Linked DNA regions of Homo sapiens: region 1 is linked to region 2. A link is a loop called in an ENCODE intact Hi-C map of the cell type or tissue named here. Cell type or tissue: psoas muscle. All regions are shown on one strand.

Region 1 (4,000 bases), 320 kb before region 2:
AAAAATTAAAAAATTAGCCTGGTGTGGTGGCGTGTTCCTGTTCTTCCAGCTAGTTGGGAGGTTGAAGCGGGGAGACTGCTTAAGCCCAAGAGTTAGAGGCTGCAGCTATGATCACGCCTCTGCAGTCCAGCCTAGGTGACAGAGTGAGACCCTGTCTGTAAAAAAAACCCCAAAAACCGGCTGGGCGTGGTGGCTCATGCCTGTAATCCCAGCACTTTGGGAGGCCGAGGCGGGTGGAACACGAGGTCAGGAGATCGAGACCATCCTGGCTAACACGGTGAAACCCCGTCTCAACTAAAAATACAAAAAAATTAGCCGGACATGATGGTGGGTGCTTGTAGTCGCAGCTTCTTGGGAGGCTGAGGCAGGAGAATGGTGTGAACCCAGGAGGCGGAGCTTGCAGTGAGCCGAGATCACACCACTGCACTCCAGCCTGGGTAATAGAGCCAGACTCCATCTCAAAACAAAACAAAACAAAAAAACCCACCAAAAACCAAGTACTACAAACTAAAGGGAAGCAATTAAGGAAATGTATCTTTAAGTATGTTTACTGCAGCCCTGCTTGTAGCATTGGAAAATTATAAACATAAACCTCCTCCAAGGGGGACTGGGCCAATGAATTATGACATATACACTCAATAAATATTTATCATGCAGATGTTATGAAAGTGAGACCCATCTGTGTTAACATGGAACCTGTCCAAGATGTACTAAAGGTGCAAAACCATGGAGAGCTTAATTATTCCATTTTAGGACAAACACAAAAATACATGTATATAATTCATGAAAAATTTTTAAATGTCGAGAAATATGCACCGAACTGTTAAGGGGACTCAACTCACATATATTACATTCTTATAATGTTTAATTATTATTTTTTACAAAGGGTATATTACTATTGTAGGCTTAACAATACATTAAATATTTTAAAAATAAAAGAGTCTTCTATAAAAATACATATACTGAATCATCGAGCAAAACCCAGCACTAATGTTTGTTGATCCCAAAAAAGCAGAAATAGGTAGGATAAAAGGTGGAAAACAACTAGGTTCATTATAAATGTGATTTATGCTTTTTTCCTTTAATAATTGAAAACTGAGATTATGATTTATTTGAGCTTCTAAAGAACACTGCTAATTCTTTACCTCTAGTCACATGAAAACCAATTAATATGTAACGCTGATCAAGAACAGTTTTAAATAAGTAGAATTTCTTAAATGAAGACACCAGCTGGGCCAGCTAGGGGCAGTCACTGTAATTAGACACAGGAAAGGCTGTGGGGTGGCAGGAGGGCCAGAACTGTGAATTCCCCTCCTACGCGTGAATCAGACAAATGACCATAAAAGGCAAACCATAACTCAGAAGACAGGCAGACTGAAGGTACCAGCAATTTTTTCTAGCCAGTTTTGAAATACTTCATTTGGGGCCTGAACAGTGACCCTGTATTGCTTGATAATTTAAAAGCCTTCCAAAAAGGCAGAAAAATTGAATTAGCAGTGACAGCAGGTGACCTTGCCACCTTATCTGATGGCCTGTCTTTCCTGTAACCACCCCAAACTGGCTTTAGAGATGTTTCTTTGATGGTAAATGACATAAATATGAAAAGATTTGAGCTCACAGTTGTTCTCTAGCCTCCTGTTTGATGCTATAAATATCCAGGAAGCTTTGTCTAGAAAAACAACCAGAATCCTGACCATATATCTTGGCCCGTTAATATGGATTTAAATCGGCAGAGGAGAAGCCATTTCAAAAAAGGTCTCTACTTGCTTCTGATCTGAATGGCATTTGGAACTTACCCAGCCAATGCAGGGAAGACAATGGAAGGGAACTGCTATTAGTCTAGGACAGGGTTTCTCAGCCTCACACTCCGACATTTGAGCTGGATAATGTTGTAGGGGCTGTCCTGTGCATTAAAGGATGTTTAGCCAGCATCCCCAGTTTCTACCCACTAGATTCCAGTAGCACTCCCCACCTCCAGTTGTAATAATAAAAAAAGTCTCTAGACATTGCCAAATGTCCCCGGGGTCAAAATCAGCTGTTGAGAATCAACCACTGGTCTAGGGCAGTGGCTTATTGACACCCTATGTGGGACAATTCTATTTTGTGAGGTACATCTTCCCTATCTACTCATTTAATATAACTCCTCAGCACACTGCAGGCCTTTTGGCACCCTGCACCCTGGGTCACAGCAATAACCCATTCATTTCCACATGGGCCAGGTGGAGAAATGCTGATTCAAGGTGTGGTGCTTTCTAGGACACGTGATGAGAAATAACTCAGGTTACCTCCTGTATGTAAGCCTTGGGAAGAGGCAGTCCAGCAGTGACCTGGAAGGAAAAGAAACAGAGTCAGAGGCATTTCCTATTTAAATCTCCTAGCTTAAAATGGTGCTTTTCATGTGTTAAAGGCAAGACGCTGCAATGCTTGCAGGCTGTACAGTAGTATAAGATTATTTCCTGCCCTAAGGACTTAGGGTATGTGACCAATCACACAGCACAGAACAAAATCGACTGCTTTGGGCAGCGTGGAAGACCTCTATGACCTGAATTAAGGAGGTGAGAAGGACCGGATCGATGGCAGGAGAGGTGGAAAGGGGTGTACCAAGCAGGTGCAGTGACTCGAGTGAAGGCCATAGCAGTGGGGTTGGAAGTCAAGGGGAGTGTGGGGAAAGAGGAAGCGGTCGGGCCTGCGGAAGTCACCCTGGGATGTCTGTCGATAGAGCCCGTGATGAGCCCTGCCATGGTTTCATGAACTGGTCCACAGTGCCAACCTAGCATTGGTGGAGCTGAACCGTGGTGCAGGGTCAATACAAACAAGAGGGAAAACAATACAGAAGGATTTTCTTTCTCTTTTGTAGAGTATATCTAAAGGATGGAGGTGTCTGGTGCCTCCCCGCCCCGCCCCCCAGCCCCCAGTCTTGATCTATGCCGTGGCTCAGCCCTGCTGCATCCACAGAAATGAGCAAATGGGTGAAGGTGTCCATTTCATGGGCCCCACCATGGGCAGTGGATAGTGATTAAGAAGCTCTGCCCTCTTCCATTGCAGTGAGACTATGTGCTCCAACTCCAGAAGGGGCTGTGTGGAGGCAGAGCAAGAAGCAAGGACCTTACAGGTAGCTTCCCGTCAGCAAGCTAATGAGAGCAGGAGGCCTACTCTCTTGACAGAGCCATATGTGCAAATGTTCCCCTCCATGCACAGCATTATGGGACATTATCCTGACTGTGAGGTCAGGAGGAAGCAAGGAAAGGAGGTGTGATGGTGTGAGGGTGAGTGAGGGGTGTAAGAGAGAGGAATGTTAGTTGTGACTGGGAAAAAAAAGGGAGTCTATCCTGTGCTACTAGCAGAAAGGAGTGTGCTGGGTTGGGAGTGCCTTTGGCACTCAGGGATAACTAAGACTGGATAGGGGTGCTGGGGTTGTTATGGCAGCATTCCCAGTGTGCTCCGGGGACCCAATCCTTTGAAGGGGTCCATGAAGTCAAAACTATTTCCATAAGATTCTGTAACATCTTATGGCCCTTTTACTCTCATTATCATTCTCTCATTGAGCATATAATGGACTTTTCCAAAGGTTATGAGACATGTGATGTCACAACAGATCAAGTGCTGTCTTCAATTAAGCCAGACCCAGAGAAGATCTGAAAAATGTACAATGCCTAAATTTTGCTGGGAAAAGATAATGCATTTTCATGTTTACAAAGTTCTTTATGTTTACATGTAACTCAGTTTTAATTTCTAATATGGTAAATATCAATAGCTATAACCCATATGAACAAAAACTCTTTTAGGCTCTCAATAACTGTCAAGAGTGTAAAGAGGTTCTGAGGCCAAAACAGAGAACTGCTACATTAGGACAAACCCTGACCAAAACAAATTTGATTTTTATCCTGTAGGCCAGGGAGTCCTTATTTCCTAAGTTATAATACAAGCTCCTGGTGGACAGGAATTTAATAGTTTTTCAAATGATTTCAGAAAACCTAGCACCATGTCTTTTCATGTAGGC
Region 2 (4,000 bases):
AATCTCCTGACCTCAGGTGATCCGCCTGCCTTGGCCTCTCCCAAAGTGCTAGGATTACAGGCGTGAGCCACTGCACTCGGCCAGGGCTTCACTTTCAAATGATCTCCAACCATGAGCAACAAACAGAAGAGTCTCATCATTTCCCTTAGCAATTCTTATTAACAAATGTCACCAGGAATAGGAATAGGCATTAGGGGTTCATGCTGTAACTTAAAACAGTGCCAAAATAGGCTGTGTGCTCGGAATCATACCTGGTAACTGCGGTTGTAATCGAGGCCAGCTTTCAGGGACTTGCTTCTACAGACAGCTGCAGCCTGAGTGTGCTCCAGGCAGACTTGAAGGTTGTCAAAACATTCAAGGAGCAAGTTGGTGTTCTCGCCAGGCCAAGTCATGGCTTTCAAAAGATCACCCTTCTTGTCACTTAGCGCTAAATAAAGTTTCTTCAACTCAAGAGCCAGCGTCTGGAGTGGAGAGGAAGGAAGACAATGAATGAGCTCTGACCTCAAGAGGCTTCCACGTGGGCTTAACTCACGGGGCTGCTGTAATGGCCAACACATGGGCTCGTGAGAAGTGCCCTACCTCGTAGTGCACCTGCTGGCCAGAACCATCCTCCCTGTAAAGTCTGGGCATCTCCAGCATCTCCTCCACACTGCTGAGGCACTGACTGAGGGTCAGGAATAGTTCAAACAATTTTTTATCCAAATTGATATATGCTTCTTCTGTCATATTTTCCTGAATCAAGAGGAAAAAAGAAAAAGAAAATTAAGATACCTTTGCCTTCCTAGACCTATATTTTGCCTAGTTTCCATTATAGTTTATGATTTATGTTATGCTTCTTTTGTAATAAGTTGCTTCAAACGCTTTGTGAACTAGGTAGCAGAACAAATAAATAAACTTACGATGTTAAACTTGGAGAAAAATGAGTTTAAGAAGCTCAACGTTAGGTAGTTATTTGAGTACTGCATGGAACTAAAAGGTAAATCATGAGATGAAGGATCCCTTAGCAGGGCGATCCAGGTGAAAGTGTGGTCCCAGATAAATTACACTGTCTCCTTTACCACTGTTTCCCACCCTCCACATTCTAATGTAGGAGAAAGCGGTTAATGAAATCAAGTATAGCTGGGAGAAGGAAAAGAAGTCACAAAAGAGAAGCTTGAAGGGGTTGATTACAAAGAGGAGGTACAGTGTCTTAAAAACAGGAGCAGGCTGCAGAGGAGGGGGAAAGTGTCATTTATGAGCCGATTGTGAGAATCAAGGCTTAGGTGTATGACTCCAAGCACGTCCCCAGTGTCATGCATTGCGCCTGGTGAGTCTGGGAGCCACAGATCTGTTTTAGCATAAGCTGCTGGGGCCACCTCTTTTTCTTTACCCACAGTTACCCTGAATTCTTGAACAGTTATAAGTAGTTTAGGAGCATGCCATAGCTAGTCATCACTCCAACTTGGGCCCTGTCTCCTACTATCTTCTCTGATAGACACCTCACATAACCTAGCATTAATTACCTCAGTATTAAGTCTGCTCAGGGTTGAAAACCATGCCTATACTCCCTCCCTACTCTCCTCTTCACCCTTCCAATCCCAGATCACCACTGCAGACGGCACTCATCAATCATGATCCTCTTTCCTGCTGATCCTGGACTCAGAATCCTTTGCACACAGTCCCTAGGGAACCACTACAAAATATATTAGAGTTGGCAAGCAAGATCAATTCAATTTGCAATCCTAGGACCCATTCCATTATGTGTTCCATGACTTGTTCAGTGACGACAATTATGACCAAGTCACAATGATGATATCTCCTTTGTTTATGTTATTACAATGAGGAAAACACATTGTGTGCAGCTTCTACCTGTGTCTGAAGGTTACTTGCTTCTTGGCGCAGGTCTTCAAGTTGGGTGGTATAGGTTTTCAGTTCTTCAGTTGTTGGGTATCTAAAGTTATACATAGTCACGCTGGGTAGAATACCCATATTTGTGGAAACCTATTTGACAAAGGAAAACCCTATTACTGACAGTTTTAGACCCTGCTGATGTTAATTAATTTATTTTTTTATTTTCGAGATGGAGTCTTGCTCTGTCGCCCAGGCTGGAGTGCAGTGGCATGATCTCCTCTCACTGAAACCTCTGTCTCCCATGTTCAAGAGATTCTCCTACCTCAGCCTCCCGAGTAGCTGGGATAACAGGTGCCTGCCACCATGCCCGGCTAATTTTTGTATTTTTAGTAGCGACGGGGCTTTGCCATGTTAGCTAGGCTATTCTTGAACTCGTGACCTCAGGTGATCCACCTGCCTCAGCCTCCCAAAGTGCTGGGATTACAGGCATGAGCCAACATGTCCAGCCTGCTGATATTAATTTAAATAGAAAAAGATGCCTTAGCATGCTGTCTTCTGAGCCACTTTCTTGGTGAACATTTTTGTCTATCTTGCCATTTATAAGAAAAAACAATTAAGTTTTAATATTTTGGACAGCTTTGAAAAGTCATGACTAGTTATATTTAGATACTTGAGGTTTCATTTAGATATCAAAATGAGAGGAAAGGCTGGGCTTAGTGGCTTATGCCTATAATCCTAGTACTTTGCAAGTAGAGGTGGGAGGATTCCTAGAGGCCAGGAGTGCAAGGGAGTTCAAGACCAGCCTGTACAACATAACAAGATACATTCTCTGCAAAAAAAAAAAAAAAAAATTATACAAAAATTTTTAAAGTAGCTGGTCATGGTGCTGCACACCTGTAGTCCTAGCTACTCGGAAGGCTGAGGCAGGAGATCGTTTGAGCCCAGGAGTTCAAAGCTATAATGAGTTTTGGTCATGCCACTGCACTCCACCCTGGGTAACAGCGAGAACCCGTCTCTTTTTTTGAGACGGAGTCTCGCTGTTGTCACCAGGGCTGGAGTGCAATGGCACAATCTCAGCTCACTGCAACCTCTGCCACCTGGGTTCCAGCAATTTTCCTGCCTCAGCCTCCCAAGTAGCTGAGATTACAGGTGCCCACCACCACGGCCAGCTAATTTTCGTATTTTTAGTAGAGATGGGGTTTCACCATGTTGACTAGGCTGGTCTTGAACTCCTGACCTCAGGTGATCCACACGCCTCAGGCTCCTGAAGTGCTGGGATTATAGGCGTGAGCCACTGCACCTAGCTGAGACCCTGTCTCTTAAAAAAAAAAAAAAAAGGTGGTGTGTGTGTGTGTGTGTGAAATCATTAATCTTTCAGTTTAGTAATAACAACATTCACGCTACAGGGCTAGCTGCTTATTTACCAGTTTACTTTTGACACAGCCAACTATTAGAATAGAATTCAAGTCTCTTCTAAGGGATGGGTTTGCATCTTGATTTGTTATTGAAAAGCTAAATAAGTACTGAAAATGAGCTGTGATTTCAGAAGGGTGAATGATTCAGAATTAGCTCCTTTCTCAAACTGGAAAGCTGACAAATAAAATGAAACAGGGTGAGGTGGTAGATGACTCTGCTTGGGGAAAGAACTAATAATGAGTGGAGTTCTCCTGTTTGCAAGAGACCTATGTACACGTTACAGTGTAATATGGAGAAACCAAGGTTAAGGGCCAACTGATGAGTTTGATTGAACTTTAATTGGTCAAATAAGGTCCTTAGCGGGAAAGAGGACAGCTGAGAAGTCCTATCAGACTGGGAAATTGGGAAATCACGGGTAACCTTTGCCCAGGCAATGTGAGTATGTGGTGGAAGGCAGAAGCCTGCCTTGTGCGCAGTGGGGCTGTTTTGCTCACCTGCTCCCTGTCTGGAGAGAGACAGTAGTGACTGACACAGCAAGCCAGCCTGATAGAGCCTGTGACGGCAGTGATAAGGAGGGCCAATCACAGGGAACACCGATTGGCCAGTGCCATCGGCACAGGCGTTGGCACATGGTAGATTCCAAAGAATTTTCTGATGAATGAATGACACTCATTGTAGCGCTGTATAGTTTTTAAAGTGTTTTTTTTTTTTTTGAGACGCAGTTTCACTCTCGTTGCCCTGGCTGGAGTGCAAT

What was found. Peaks named below come from ENCODE experiments on the same cell type or tissue, not always from the same donor. Only the 100,000 strongest peaks of a DNase experiment are listed, where the experiment ranks them.
Region 1: it touches region 2 in a loop (2.3-fold over the local background); 1 of 110 quality-filtered maps calls a loop at or near these places.

What each region holds. Positions count from the first base shown.
Region 1 is chr14:64,443,020-64,447,019 of GRCh38, reverse strand. It overlaps MTHFD1 (methylenetetrahydrofolate dehydrogenase, cyclohydrolase and formyltetrahydrofolate synthetase 1), which reads right to left. Exons shown (of 28, transcript NM_005956.4): 22 at 2,286-2,327. Among named protein-coding and RNA genes, the nearest start is that of AKAP5, 20 kb to the left of the region's middle. RefSeq lists an enhancer at 1,383-1,432. In psoas muscle, no CTCF peak of the experiment used is centred here; no DNase peak of the experiment used is centred here; H3K27ac peaks cover 347 bases.
Region 2 is chr14:64,123,059-64,127,058 of GRCh38, reverse strand. It overlaps SYNE2 (spectrin repeat containing nuclear envelope protein 2), which reads right to left. Exons shown (of 116, transcript NM_182914.3): 71 at 1,849-1,980; 72 at 580-732; 73 at 252-461. Among named protein-coding and RNA genes, the nearest start is that of MIR548H1, 30 kb to the right of the region's middle. In psoas muscle, no CTCF peak of the experiment used is centred here; no DNase peak of the experiment used is centred here.